Linked DNA regions of Homo sapiens: regions 2 and 3 are each linked to region 1. Evidence: chromatin loops called from intact Hi-C (ENCODE). Cell type or tissue: endothelial cell of umbilical vein. All regions are shown on one strand.

Region 1 (5,000 bases):
CGTAGACTTTGGTTGTAGGTCTGTAGGATGAATGTCGGTTCATCAGTTAAAACAAATGTGCCACTCTGGTGGGGGATATTAATAATGAGGGAGGCTAGGAAGGTGTGGGGGTGGGGGGCATATGGAAAATCACTCTGTCTTATACTCAGTTTTGCTGTGAACCTAAAACTGCTTTAAACATCGATTTAAAAACTGGTGATGAAGGCTGGGCGCGGTGGCTCACGCCTGTAATCCCTAGCACTTTGGGAGGCCGAGGCAGGTGGATCACCTGAGGTCAGGAGTTCAAGACCAGCCTGCCTAACATGGTGAAACCCTGTCTCTACTGCAGATGCAAAAATTAGCTGGGTGTGGTGGCGGGCCCCTGTTGTCCGAGCTACTTGGGAGGCTGAGGCAGGAGAATCACTTGAACCCAGGAGGCAGAGGTTGCAGTGAACTGAGATCACACCATTGCACTCCAGCCTGGGCAACAAGAGCAAAACTCAGTCTCAAAAAAAAAAAAGAAAAAAAAAATTGGTGATAAACTCAAAGGACCTTTCTTGGATGTGCAGTGTCATAAATTGGAATGTACACCACTTTAATCATTATGATTTTTTAAATCTTTTTTATTGCCTCTGTATTTTATGGTTCCTGATTATCTCTTGAACATCTTATCAAACATAATTCTGAGTCAATGAACACTCTGGTTGGGGGAAATAACCCCTATCTCACACATCTGTGGAATTTATATTTGGGGACCAGGATACCAGGAGAGAATAGGCACAGTACCACACTATTAGGAGCATGTGGACCCAGTAACTATTATTACTAAACCCAAAATGTCTGATTTCAGGAAACAGATCTTTAAATTGCTTTAAGATTTTTTTCATTTAAATAGCTTTAATTTTTTTTTCCTTTATAGTTTATAGTCAGTTAATATTTTCACGAGGAAGGAATGTTGGCCATTTTTTTTCTTCCCCCCGCTTTTTTTTTAACTTGTTTTTAACCTTTGGTGATTTTCCTAGAGCAGGGGTGAACAAACTACAGCCCACAGGCCAATTCAGCCTGCTATCTGTTTTTGTAAATAAAGCATTATTGGACCACAGCTGTATTCATTCATTACATATTGTCTATGACTGCTTCTGTGTTACAAGGGCAGAATTGGATAGTTGTGATAAAGATTATACAGCCCATAAAATCTTGCTGGCCTTTCACAGAAAAAATTCATCAACCTCTGACCTAGATGAATAGTATTTTGAAGTATCCTGATAGCTGATAAAAGCCTTCTGCTAATAATGTTGCAGTCTGCTTTAAGATTTGGCACTTGTAAATCACTAAAGTTTTGCTCTTTGAATTATAGCAAATTGATGTGGTAGAGTTGCTTAGCAAGCAGGGAAGATAGTGTATGTTTTTAGCTAACTACTTACATATGTAAAGCGACTAACTTATGTGTGGGTTTTTTCATGAGTATTTTCCTTGTTTTTTTTTTGTGTGTGTGTGTGTGTGTGTTTGTTATTGTTGTTTTGTTTTTTACCAAATTCTAAAGTAAAGTGCATTTTAGTATTTGTGGAATTTGATGTTAAGAACACAGAGGTGCTTCTCCCTTAGCAGTTGTAGTCTGGGCTTCTGATGTGGACTTTCTTTCTTTTCCTCCTTTTATTATTGTACACCCAAGACTTCATAAACCTCAGATCATTATATATTGGTATGCTGGAAATATATGGTTTGTATTCCTGGAATCTCTAAAGGAGTGGTACAAGAGGTTTTACTACAGAAGGAATTCATCTTTAAAACCTTTTAGTTGCAAATGTTTAGAACCATGTTCTGTTTGGAGATTTGTTAGTCTTAAGAGATTTGACTTAACAAGCTGCATCCTGTCAGTAAAGTTGGGTAATTTCCATTGTTGGCCCATTCTGGGAATGGAGAGACAAAACACACCTGCTCTGCATGACTTAAAGCAAATATAAGGAAGTTAGCATGAAATCTGGATGAGAAAGATATGATTCATTCTGTAAGAATGGCCAGCTGGCAAGATTTCTTCCTGAGTTTGAGAACTGGAGCAACACTGTAGCTGTGATAGTTATTGGCAACTTAATATGAGGTAAAGTAACTTCTTATCAATAATTAGAAACTGATTTTCATGGCTTTGAATAAGCATAGGCATACTTAGTCTTTGCCAAAAGTAATTCATTTTTATGCCAGTACCTTTGGCATATTTTCAGTCTTCTATTGTTCTCTTCCCACTTATTTTTTCACTTGTCACTTGTGTTTCTTTAGATGGTGAGCCAAAGTCTGTGGTAGGGGTGATTTCCATTTCTGCATATTACAGAGCAATTAGCATATTGTTAATATTCAGCAAAAGTTTTTGCTGTGCTTCCTTAGCTGGTGTTTTGGTTATCTGATAGTAATTGGAGAAAATTGTTCTCCAATTTTCTCCAATTAGGAGAATAAGGAGAGTGTCATATTAAGAAGTACCTGCTTTAAACATCATAGAAAAACTGTATACATTATAATAGCAATTGCTTTTCCAGTGTCTTCATTCCATGATCCTGAGCCAATTCAACAACACGGTTTCAGTTTTTGAGAGCCTGAGGCACTAACCTTGGTTGATATAACATTTTCTTTCCTCTAGATGTTCAGGCGGTTGCTTATGAGGAACCAAAACACTGGTGCTCTATTGTCTACTATGAGCTCAACAATCGTGTGGGTGAAGCGTTCCATGCCTCCTCCACAAGTGTGTTGGTGGATGGTTTCACTGATCCTTCCAACAATAAGAACCGTTTCTGCCTTGGGCTGCTCTCCAATGTTAACCGGAATTCCACTATTGAAAACACCAGGCGGCATATTGGAAAAGGTGAGTTTTTGCTTTAACCTCTTTCAGATGTTTATCTGTTGTGTCCCTGTTCCTCCAGAGCTGACTTAAAATCATTCCTGTAACAAACTGTTGTAGCAAAGACCAGGTAATGTTCACTTGCTGCAGTTTGTAAATATTTTTCCAGTTTCTGCTATCTGGAAGCTCTTGCAGTCAGTGATTTTTGTGGTCGATCAACTCATAATATTGAAATTAATTAGTTGAAATTATGATTTGCCATTTTAAGACACTATTCTGTATGATATTTTGCTGCAGAATAAATTGGCTGTTATAAAATGAATCACAACCTAAAATTAAAAGCAAATTACAGTTAATTGCTTAATTGTATTTCAAATGAATACCATAACTCAGTAAATAGAAAAGAAAGAACTAGATTTTAGCACAAACATCGTGCAAGGTGGCACGATAGAACCCTGCAGTGATTGTACCCCCACAGGGACACCAAATTGAACAACTGTCCATATAAGACAGCACCTTCAAAAGAACAAAAAATCAGGCATGGATATATTTATAATAAGAAAAAATAAAGACCAAAAAACAAGCCTAGTAAGTTATGAATATAGTAAGTGACTATATATCCTCAGCCTAGGCTGAGTGGAGTAGATAGAGTAGGGGTAGGATTTCAAATAAATCCCGAACTCTTTTTAGTAAACTTGATTATTTCATAGCAGTATGAGTGAAACCATTCTGAAACTTTCATATGTAAAGATGAAGCAAATGACTAAATGTGTGGATATTGTTGGGAGCTTGGGTTTCCACTGTGGAAAACAGACATATAAATGCGGAGGGGAGCAAAAAGTAAACCCTGTGAAGGAGAATAGAAGTATCAGTGCAAAATTCTGATTTTAGTAATACATATGTGTATGTATGTATGCATGTTTATGTTCTCATGTATTACGTATGTGTGTATGCATGGGTATGTATATGCGTTTTTACTTGCGTATAGTTTCTGATCTGCCTGCTGAAAGGGCCCAGAAGCATACATACCCAGTAGCAATAAGCACATCTAGTGTTCAGATCATCATCGCTAATACCATGTCCCACTAAAAGGAACTAGGGCTCCTTGAAGAAATGGCTTACCCCTAGGCTGGGATAGGTAGGCATAGGAGGACCCTGGAGCATCTTGTTGTGGCAGAAAGTAAAGAAGTGCTTATGGAACTCATGGGGCATGCCTCAGGAGCCAACTTAGAGGGCCTTCCACTGGCCAACTCTCAGACAATTTGAGCTCCAAAATAATTACAGTGATGAATTTTACTTCATTTTATTTATTTATTTATTTATTTATTTATATTTTATTTTTTTTTGAGACGGAGTCTCCCTGTGTCACCCAGGCTGGAGTCCAGTGGTGTAATCTTGGCTCACTGCAACCTCCACCTCCCAGGTTCAAGTGATTCTTGTGCCTCAGCCTCCTCAGTAGCTGGGAGGTTACAGGTGTGCACCACCACACTCGGCTAATTTTTGTATATTTAGTACAGTCTGAGTTTTACCTTGTTGGCTAGGCTGGTCTCGAACTAACCTCAAACGATCAGCCTGCCTTGGCCTCCCAAAATTCTGGAATTACAGGTGTGTGAGCCACTGTGCCTGGCCTCAGTACGGTATTGAATTTTACACCATTGAAAAACAATACAAATTTATAAGTCCATACTCATAATAAATAGATAGATAAGTGAATGGGGAAGGCTGGTTGATAAATGTAGAGTCAGTGCTAAAGTTTGAATATCATTTTGCAACCATCATAGTAAGGATCAGGCAAGAATCATCAATGGATGCTAAATATAAAGAAAATGTTTATGAGAATCAGTTTATTTGCATGGTCTTAAGAGTGTTTACCCTCAAACTGCCTGTTAGTACAAGGGAGAATAAAAAGCATTAACTAAACAGTGGAGAAACCGTATCATTTGTATTTTAATTGTAATTGTATAATTGATGCCCTGTTTTGACTGGGAGATCAAAATTATCATCACCAATGAGAGACAGATGGGTATCATATACCTCCAGATGTCATACCCTGAGAAGGCCATAACATCACCTACGCAGGATTCCAGCTGAGAATGCAAATCCGAATCTAATCCTGAGGAAATATCAGACAGACTCAAAGCAAGAAACATTCTATTAAAAAGGGTGAAGAAGGGGGAGTAATTCTTTCAAAATA
Region 2 (5,000 bases), 160 kb before region 1:
CTTGTTTCTGTCAGGTGGGAGAAGTCTAAATCCCCCACGCAACATGCCAGAGGAAGACGGAAGGGATCCTCATTAGTGCTGGCAGTGTTGGAAGTGCAAACTTCCCACTAGGCCTTCCACCCTGACTGGGAGGGTGAAGGACACCTTGTTACTTTTCCCCACATGGTCTCTGCTGACACTGAGTTGGGGGATTTTTTTACCATTGGAAGTTGGTGAAAGTCGGACTTCTCACTTGGCCTTCTCTGACATCATGCTGGTGGGAAAGGGGAGGAATGCCTCATTACTACTAGGTTCGTTTGGAAGTTTTAGGCTCCCAATTTGGTCTCTACTGACACCCCTTGTCGTAGGGCATGGCTCCTTGCTGTGTGAAAGTTCAGGGTCCTGACTCAGCTTTTGCTGATGTGCTAGCCATGAAGCTGCAGTTTTTTCAGAATGTTTGGTTGGGTTAGAGGAGTTAGTTATTGTCTGAAAGTTTTCTATCTTACTAAACTGTCCCTTTCACCATCCTTTGACTAGACAGAGTCACCTTTTCTTGTTGTTTATTGTTTGTTTCTGTCTGTGCCCATTGTGATTTCTGAGTTGCCAGCTTGTCCCTAACCCAGTATGGGATACATGAAGCAAAAAAGAAACCCAGGGAACTCACCTCTCTGTCTTTTTTCAGGTTTCTAAATCCCTATTCAGTTGTTTCTCTTCTTTCCACCTTTCAGCATTATGTTTTGTTTGTTTCGTATGTAATGTCTGGAAATTTTAGCTGTAAAGTGGGAAGAATAGGGAGAAGGTTGTCTACTCCAAATTGTCCTGTGTCTTCCTTTTTCAACAACAATGTGAGAGCTGGATATTGAGTTCAATCCACTTTTCTATAACCTGATGTTATAGAAACGTGGTAGCAGGAGAGCTCTGTGCAATTGTGAATTGCCTTAATTAGAGAAACTGTAGTTTGTTTTGTCTTTAAACTTTGTTCCTAGCTTTCATATTGGAAGATACCCTTGCATATTTCTCCACATGAGAACTTATGTCTGAGAGAGTCTCTTCTGGTTATTTTATTACCGTTGATCTTCTAACAATGTGGGAGTTAAGCGTGCCAGCCCCCTGTGCAGTCAAAAATCTGCACATAACTTTTGACTCCCCCAAACTTAACTACTAATATCCTACTGTTGACCAGAAACCTTAAAGCCTTACTGATAACATAAACCATTGATTCATATGTTTTTATGTTATACATATTTTATATATATGTTATATATATCTATATATATAGCTAAAGAAAAGAAAATGTTATTAAGAAAATCATAAAGAAGAGAAAATATATTTACTATTCATTAAGTGGAAGTGGATCATCATAAAGGCTTTATCCTCATCATTTCCCATGGATTAGGCTGAGGAGGAAGAAGAGGGTTGGTCTTGCTGTGTTTCAGAGAAGACAGAGGAAGAAGAAAATTTCTGTATAAGCAGACCCACATAGTTCAAACCCATGTTCAAGGTGACACTGTACTTTGTTTTACCTACTTCTTGCTATGTAACTTTCGTACATGCATGCATTCTAACATAAAATAATTTTTCAAAGGGAGAGGTAAAGTACAAAATTCAACCAATCTTCTCTCCTACTCTTACAGTATCAGTGGAAACTCTCAGGATTTGTTGACTCACCAGTACTGTTTCTGACGTGTTGAATGGGTTAGATCAAGGTTTCTCAACTTTGAGGCTATTGACTTTTTGGTTCAAATACTTCCTTGTTTTTGCCCTGAGTAATGTTGGTTATTTAACGGCATCCCTGGCCTCTACCTACTAGTAGAATATGCCCCACTTGTAAGAACAAAATATGTCTCCAGACATTGCCAAATGTCCCTTGAGTGGCAAAAAATCAGTCCTGGTCGAGACCCACTGGGTTAGAACAAGTGCTATATTATTCTTTCCTTAATCCTCATTTTTCATTCCTTGGCAGATCTGTTAACATTTATGTCAGAAGATTGCACTTTTTTCCTGTTTGTTTACTGCCAAAATAGCTTTGGGATCCACTCTACTAGATTTTATTCAATTCATTTAACACTGAGGTAGAGTTTTCTCCTCTTTATTCTTCCTTTATTCATATTTTTACTCTTTGAACTTTTCCTGCATCGATATTCTCTAATGTGGAGAAGAAAACATTAATACACATGGCTTTGCTGGCTCCTCCATGTCTCTTCTATTTCTTCCAAATACTTCAAATAAGTTGTATACATGACATCTGTTATTACCTGCCATTTGATTATTAAATAATCTCCTAAATACAATAGGCCCATTAGTTTTCATCCTGGTTGATGTCTTTTTTATCTTTTACCTCTTCTTGAATCATAGTAGTACCTTAGAGACCTCATCTACTTTGTTAGCCTCAACTCTTCACTATGAAGATCACCAAAAGAGCAAGTCTAACATGGCATCTTACCTGTGCTCTAGTTTCATAGCTCTATTTTCACAAAGTATCTACTTGCGCGTCCCAAATCTGACATATTTGAAACAAGCTTGTCATCATTTCCTGCAAATCACTTCCCCTCTGCGTTTCTTATTTCTATCATGTACCCAAGTATCCTTTGTATTTCCACTTCAACTACTGTAATGTTTCCTTTGTTACCTCATGCCTGGGGTATTTGAAATAGCTTCCTACTTATCTTCCTGTTTCTAGTCTCTCACATACCACCTGGTATCAGATCAATCTTACTTAAGTTACACTTTTGTAATATTAAGTTCCTGTTAAAACCAAAACTAAACAAACAAAAACTTCAATCATCATTCTTCTTTACTACTTTCAGAATGTGGTGCCAGAGGGATCAAATATAGAGACAATGGTACCTAAGATTATACTTCACAATCAAACTAGATAGTGGGTTAATGTTAGTGTGCAAGTCTGCAACTTATTTAAAGACATTCCAATTTGCCTTTCTATAAAACTACATAAACTAGCTTAGATCACCAGAACAGAAATAACCACTTCTACAGTAACTCCTCTGAATTGTTTTATTATTTATTTAAATATTCACTGTTCTGCAATTATTCTAAAATATATTCGTAAGAAAACATGAATAAATATGGAAACAGTGTGATATGTTGGCTTGGGTGTGCTTGTGGTTAAACTTTTTTTTCTTTCCTTTAGAATTCTATTAATAGTAGTGCAATGTTTTTTATAAGCAAAAAGCTACAAAAATTAAAAGCAAAATATATTTATGATTTTATTTTTAAATTGGAATCAAAAACCTTGGAATGTTTTGCTCCATAAATGGATATAGGAATGTTTGCAACATAGACATTGTCGGAGGTAACCTGGATTATCATACAATAAAGTGGCAGTGATCAATCTTCTCTTTAAGAAGAGATAACTGATAAATTTTAAAGTTTGGCCTTGAAACCCAGCCCCAAAGGCGACTCAAAGTCTGTCCCATTTCCTCTCCATGAGTCCTTCCTTATTCAACCAAAAATTGAGGAGCATAAAACGAGTTGTCTTAAGTACTGTGTTTAGCTGCACCGAGGGGTGAAGTGTTGATGGAAAACCATGTGAATGGCTGCCTACTTACCAGCCTCATCTTATCCCATTCTCCTTTTCCCTCCTTATATTACAGCCATGCAATCATTTCAGTGCTTCAAATTTCACAGCTCCTTCCCATGTCACAGGAGCCACATGCATTTTCCTCTTCTAGCATGTTCCCCTACCTGTCCCTACCTCAGTTACTTTATTCCCACTCATCCTTCATGCCTCAATTTAAGTGTCAAGTCCTGGTTGATACTTAGAAATGGTGACTAAAGACAGGATTGCCCCCCGCCCACAACTCCTTTTTCCTATAAGAAATCATTCAAAAACAAGGAGAAAGAAAAACCAGAAATACTAACGTTATCTCCCACAACTTTAGCAGGTAGATGTAACTTTGAGCTGTAGGAAGGGAGGAAGAAATGCCAGATACAGGCAAGATAAAGTGGAAGTGCAAAAAGACACTCTGAGATGACTTTTAAAAAAGGTAGTATTTACCGTATTCTTACAATGCCACATGTACATGCATTATCTGCATGCCTTTTCAGGGATTGACCTCCTGTATTAGCCATTACAGCACTCAGTGAGATAAATGCTATTATGATTAGCCCTTTACTGCAGAAATAGAGTCATGCAGCTATTATGTGGCAGAGCTGTAATTCCAAATCAGAACTCACAGCACTGCCGCTGTGCTATGAGCAACGTGCAAATACCCAATTCATAAGGAATTTCCGTCATTCAAAGTTGAGTATTACCACAAAGTAAGCACACTGAATCTATGGAATTACTTCAAAAAAAAAAAAAAAGAAAAAGAAAAGAAAAAACTGTTGAAGGAATGGGGAAAACAAATAGTACAAATGGCAGATGAAGAATATATCCCAGAAGATTTTTGTTATGAACCAGAAGAAAAGTATTACCAAATATATTGCCATGAATTTAAAACATTTAATGAAAGAAATACTTATATAAAATGATGACTCAAAATACATCTAAAGAGTTTGGGAGGAAATGTGCTGAGAAGAGAAAAAAATCAAAGATGAGTGGAAAAGAGAAGTAAAATCTCATTCAAAATGAGAGTTAAAGTAGAATAAAGGAGAATAGTTACTACTGAAAGCATAGCATATAAAGGAGAAGATTTCAAAAATAAATAAGATTAAAGAAAAATGATAAATCTAGAGATAAAAATGAAGATTAAATATGCATAATGGATATCCCTAAAGAAAATCGACACATAATTGAACAGAAGCATAGATATAGCTTAAGGTCCCAGAAATAAAATAAGACATTAATCAAAAGACTGAAAAGACATACACTTTATAATAGTTACTGGCTATTTTCATCAATTTTTGCCTTAGGAAGAAGTATCAGACCATGATACGATTGTGATCCCTGGGAAGGAAGGAAAGAAGGAAGGAAGGAAGGAAGGAAAAGGGAAGGATGGAGAAGGGGAGAGAGGGAGGAAGGAAGGAAGGCCCTTGACTGTAATGCATTTCTGAGAAAATTT
Region 3 (5,000 bases), 270 kb before region 1:
ATTCTTAAAATTTGTTGCACACCATTCCAGAAACCTCTGCATATAAACCTCTCTACTTAGAGGTGTTTCTGATCAGCTTAGAAGGGTCTCCAGGGATGGTGGAGGATAGCAGCCTGAACTGAATTGGAATCAGTTCTCCACTCTCCTAGAACAGTTTTTGATCCTTTTTATTCTTTGAACTATGTGTCTGTTTGTAAGTGAGCTTTGACTCACCAGAGTTGGAGAACCCAAGAGACGTTGGAGAGAGGTGGAAGAGATAATGTATACTCATTGAAAAAATCAGCAAGAAATGAGGAGAAGAGAAGGAAAGGAACAGCATCCACAAAAGCCATCCAAGAGGGAGAAAAAAGAGCAAAGTATGATCCACCAGCGGGGATTCTGTGATGCAGACAGGGCTGACTTACTATCGGGCACAGTGCTGAGGGGCTAGAAAAGTGTTTTAATTTCTTTAACATCAGAAGAAAAATAAATGAGCCTTTAGGTCAAGAAAAAAGGTTGTTTTTTGTTTGTTTGTTTGTTTGTTTGTTTTTTGAGACAGAGTCTCGCTCTGTTGCCCAGGCTGGAGTGCAGTGGCATGATCTCGGCTCACCACAACCTCTGCCTCCCAGGTTCAAGCAATTCTCCTGCCTCAGCCTCCCGAGTAGCTGAGACTATAGGCGTGCACCACCATGCCCGGCTAACTTTGGGCTTTCACTATGTTGGCCAGGCTGGTCTCAAACTCCAGACCTGGTGATCCACCCACCTCGGCCTCCCAAAGTGCTGGAATTACAGGTGTGAGCCACCGCGCCCAGCCAAGAAAAAGTTTCGATATATGATATTAGTGTGTTTATCATTATACCAACACAGTCATAAGATAATGTTTAATATATTTTTATGAGGAAGGGGTCCATGAAGGCAAAAGTGTCTAGGGCCCATAGAAGTCACAAAATGCACCCCTGGGTACACTCTCATGTCCCAAATGATTTAAATTTATTAAACATGTATGTGCTATGCAGTTTTTTGCCACCTGTGATATTCTTATTCTCATTTTACAAATGAAGACTCTGACGCCTGGAAGGCAGTGAAGAGAAAGAAAGTGATAGAGTTGGGGGCTACTCTCAGGTGTCCTGATCTTCATTTCAGTGCTCTTTGTGCAAAGGGTGCCACAGGAGGTGGCAGATATGGGGCAGGGACAAATATGGAAAGAATAGAATCAAAATTTAAAGTATGGAAGGATTTATAACTGGCCAAGTGTTTCCCCAGCCACCACATTTTCTTCCTGAGATGACACTTAGTTGTCAAAATGTATACTTTTAGGTAGCCCAAGAAGGTATAAGGGAAAGTGAGGGGATGGTGCTGCTGCCCAAGACAGACTCATCAGGGTGGTTATTATTAGTGCTTCACTTTCCTTTGTGATCATGTTCTATAAACATGAATAAGACATGACAGAAACAAAGTTTAAGCCCTTGGCATAAAGTTAAAGCCTTTTAAAGACATTTAGTAAGATTGCCAGTTGCTGAGTTGTTACTGTGTTTAAAGGAAGGCTGCATTAAAATTCAGTGGTGAGTTAAGGTTCTTAACTGATACATATGTGCTTTCTAAAAAACCCAGTTTCTCTCAGAAAGATTGTTTTTGTCTTTCATAAAATATATATATATATACACACACATATGTATATATATGTGTGTGTATATATATGTATATGTGTGTGTATATGTTTTGCTCCCTTTTGCTATATTATCTATAACCTAATTTATTCTGAATTTGAACTTGTGGTTTGATAGGTAGCCCAAATGAGTCATTCAAACAAAAAAAGACATGATCTCATGAGCACTATTTTAAACATTTACTCTATTATTCAGAAGTCTTCATGTTTCTAGAAACAGCCATCTCTGCCTCCCAGATGGTCAACTGTGGACAATGAGATAACCCCCGCAAAGGAGTGAGGAGAGGATAGTGCCTCTAGGAGTAAAGTACTGATAATCACACCTCAAAAAGCCATGCTGCTCTGGTCTGAGACAGAGACCGTCCCAAAGTCTAACTCTCCTAATAAACTATTAGATACTACATTAAAAATTAATTTGGACGAGAGTTACCCTGTGATTCACTTTATGTAGATCTAAGAAAGCAAGAACATGAGTTAGCTGACAGCTAACCCGGCAGCATGTTTTCCTTCTTAGCTGCAGGGGAGAATAATGTACAGGAAAAGGTGATGTAATGATTGTCTCACGTTCATTATTCTCTCCCAAATGAATAACCTTCCACATCAAGGATGAGCTCACTCACTATTAGTGGAATAACATCTGGTGAGCATGGGCCCCCAGCTGAACACGCTATTGGTTTGGGGTTATATTTAACCAGTAGAGACTCAACTATTGTTACATGTATCACATGTGCAGCCCAGTTATATTGCAAATATCTTTTTAAGGGGTAAGGAAATACTCCTTAAAGTATTTTAACATGCAAGCCTTTTCCTTATGAAACAAGGCACCAACCTATTCCAAAAGAGATCTTAGGCTATTATTAGAGTGGAATATCTGAGACATGTGACAGAAGCCTTGGTCCGCTTTGGCTGAGGCTCGGATGCTTGCCATAGCTATCTAAGTTTAAATTTCAAATCACGGATAGGAATCTCTCTCCTTCAATTTCCCTTCCCATTCTTAATTTCCAGGCAGGCCTGCCACATGGACAATGGTGGATTTTGCAGTGTAATCTCTCTAATAGATTTACTGTAAATGATGAATCATCCTAGTACTTAAATCTAATGAGTAATGCTGTAAGTCAATTTGGTTTTAAAAAATGCAGCCTAGCTAAGGTCATCAGTTAAATGTGCTAATACAGAGTAATGTAGATGTTCAGACACAAGCACAATCGGTCCTAATGGTCAGGAAGCCCAAATACTCTGGAATCTGCTGTTTGTCAAAACCTGTAGGAGAATTGCTCCCTGAAAATCATGACATTTAGAAAAGAAGATAAGAATTTCATTCCATCAGCATGAGGAACACTCCCTAAAGTTTAGGCTCCTCTGATTGTTCTCTTCATAAAATGTATTAACACTTTATTGTGAAGACATTAACAAGCTATAATAATTTTTATTTAAAAGACCAGTTATGAAAATAATACCTATTTATTGAAGAAGACACAAGAAATTCAGAGAAGCACAAATAAAATACAATGCACCCTGCTTCTAACCATGCAGACCTCTTGACCTATGTTAGTTTTTTTTATTTGAGTCTATGTAAGCATTTTCTCATGTTATTAGCTATTCTTCTATATTTTATTCTGAATGGTCATATAATGGGATATCATGTGACTGTACCATAATTTATCAAATCTGCTCTGTCTTGGACTCTAATTTCTTGCTATTATAACCAAGGCTGTGATAAAAGTCTGTGTAGCTAAATCTTTGCACACATAGGTGATTATTTGCTTAGGATAAATTTGCAGAAATAAAATTGTTGGGTCAAAGTGAATGTGTATTTTTAAGGGTTTCGATAACTGTTAAGGATACCATCATAAGAGAATGGGAGATTTGCTTCCTTCCCTGCAAATGGTATCCTCAAGATTAGAGATGTTGCCTAAGTCCCTCTGCCTCAATCAACCTCTGGTTCCTTATCTATAAAATAAGAGGGCTGGAACAATGAGAAAACAATGACGTTAATCCTGCCAAATGACTCTCATATATTACCTCATTTACTCTCTGTACGGTAATCCCCTGAGACAGGTTAAATGCCTTGGTGAAGTTCTATAGCTTGCAGAGAGAAGAGTCATAACTTGAACCTGGGTCTGCCCTCTCCAAAGCCCATGTTCTAACCTACCTACCTATACAGTTGCTTCCAGGGTTATCACTGTCACTCACTGATCCTGTACACTATGTGAGAGCCACTGTTCCAGGTGCAGGGGATTCACTGGTGAACTAAACAAAGTCCTTGACCTTGGGACTCCTAGTAGGGAGACAGATAGTAAGTTTATAATATAGTATCAGGCAGCAGTAAGTTCTATGGGAAAGATGAAGCAGGGAAGAAGATAAAGGATGGCTAGGATCCTGTTTTAGATAGAATGGTGGGAGAAAGCTGCTGTGTCTGAGTGGATGAAGTGAGTGACGCTGCCATGGAGATTTGTGGAGAGTAAACTCTCCAGGCAGAGAAGCAGCAGTACAAAGGCCCTAACACCGGGACATGCCTCGTGAGTTTGGGGAACTGCACAGCCATCATTAGGGCTGACACGCAGTGAGACTCACACTGAGTCTATGAATCGGCCCAAGCATATTCTGGGGCAGGGGTAGTTAGATATTAGGCACGGGTGAGCACTGAGCAGCCACTGGCAGGCAACACTGGTGGAGGTGACATCACCTCCACGCTTCTGAGAAGGAAACACGGCTAAACTCCCATCACCTGATGCTTCTGTAGCTGGAGCTCAGGCCACAGCATTAAAACTCTATGCCCTGGGAAAACTCATGCAACTGCATTTCTGGACTCAAAGGGAAGAATTTTGATCCATGGATCATTCGGCCATATAATTACTCACCTTCACCCGAGGAGAAGCAATGTTTGCTCCATATATCACTGGGAAATAAAATAGCAAGATAAAACATAAAGAATTTATTTGACTAGAATTATCATGCAGAATTGGAAAAATATTCCATTTCAAAGTCCAAAATGGTGAAGTTATTCATCACTTTAGAGGACAAACACATCTATCCAGAGACCAGCTGTTTCCTGGTGTCATTTAAATTTGAAAACCCCACATGTTCTGCTAGAGGAAGGAATCTAGCTTCCTTTCTGTTCTTGAAAACTTTTAAAATTTAATTTGGGATTCAATTAATTTATTATACATTATTAAGAACCTAAATGTTCTCACAGACCAATTTTCAAGAGTATAGTAACACTGTACAGTATATCATTGCTTGGTTGGAGTTACCTGAAGCAAATGAACTGAGTAATACAGTGTACATCAGATAGAAGAGATGTGAAGTACACAGAGAACTTTTATTGTTCCAGAGTAATAACCCATGCAACTTA

What was found. Hi-C counts contacts between places; a loop is a spot of excess contacts. Peaks named below come from ENCODE experiments on the same cell type or tissue, not always from the same donor. Only the 100,000 strongest peaks of a DNase experiment are listed, where the experiment ranks them.
Region 2: a loop joins it to region 1, with 11 times the contacts of the local background. A loop is called at or near these places in 5 of 110 quality-filtered maps.
Region 3: it touches region 1 in a loop (7-fold over the local background); 2 of 110 quality-filtered maps call a loop at or near these places.

The regions. Positions count from the first base shown.
Region 1 is chr4:145,544,095-145,549,094 of GRCh38, forward strand. It overlaps SMAD1 (SMAD family member 1), which reads left to right. Exons shown (of 7, transcript NM_005900.3): 5 at 2,609-2,830. Among named protein-coding and RNA genes, the nearest start is that of SMAD1-AS1, 29 kb to the left of the region's middle. In endothelial cell of umbilical vein, no CTCF peak of the experiment used is centred here; DNase peaks (open chromatin) are centred at 1,217, 1,927 and 2,717; H3K27ac peaks cover 3,413 bases.
Region 2 is chr4:145,385,611-145,390,610 of GRCh38, forward strand. No RefSeq gene overlaps it. Among named protein-coding and RNA genes, the nearest start is that of LINC02266, 48 kb to the left of the region's middle. In endothelial cell of umbilical vein, no CTCF peak of the experiment used is centred here; a DNase peak (open chromatin) is centred at 2,681; H3K27ac peaks cover 1,952 bases.
Region 3 is chr4:145,277,080-145,282,079 of GRCh38, forward strand. No RefSeq gene overlaps it. Among named protein-coding and RNA genes, the nearest start is that of LINC02266, 61 kb to the right of the region's middle. In endothelial cell of umbilical vein, no CTCF peak of the experiment used is centred here; DNase peaks (open chromatin) are centred at 1,882, 2,212 and 2,702; H3K27ac peaks cover 2,680 bases.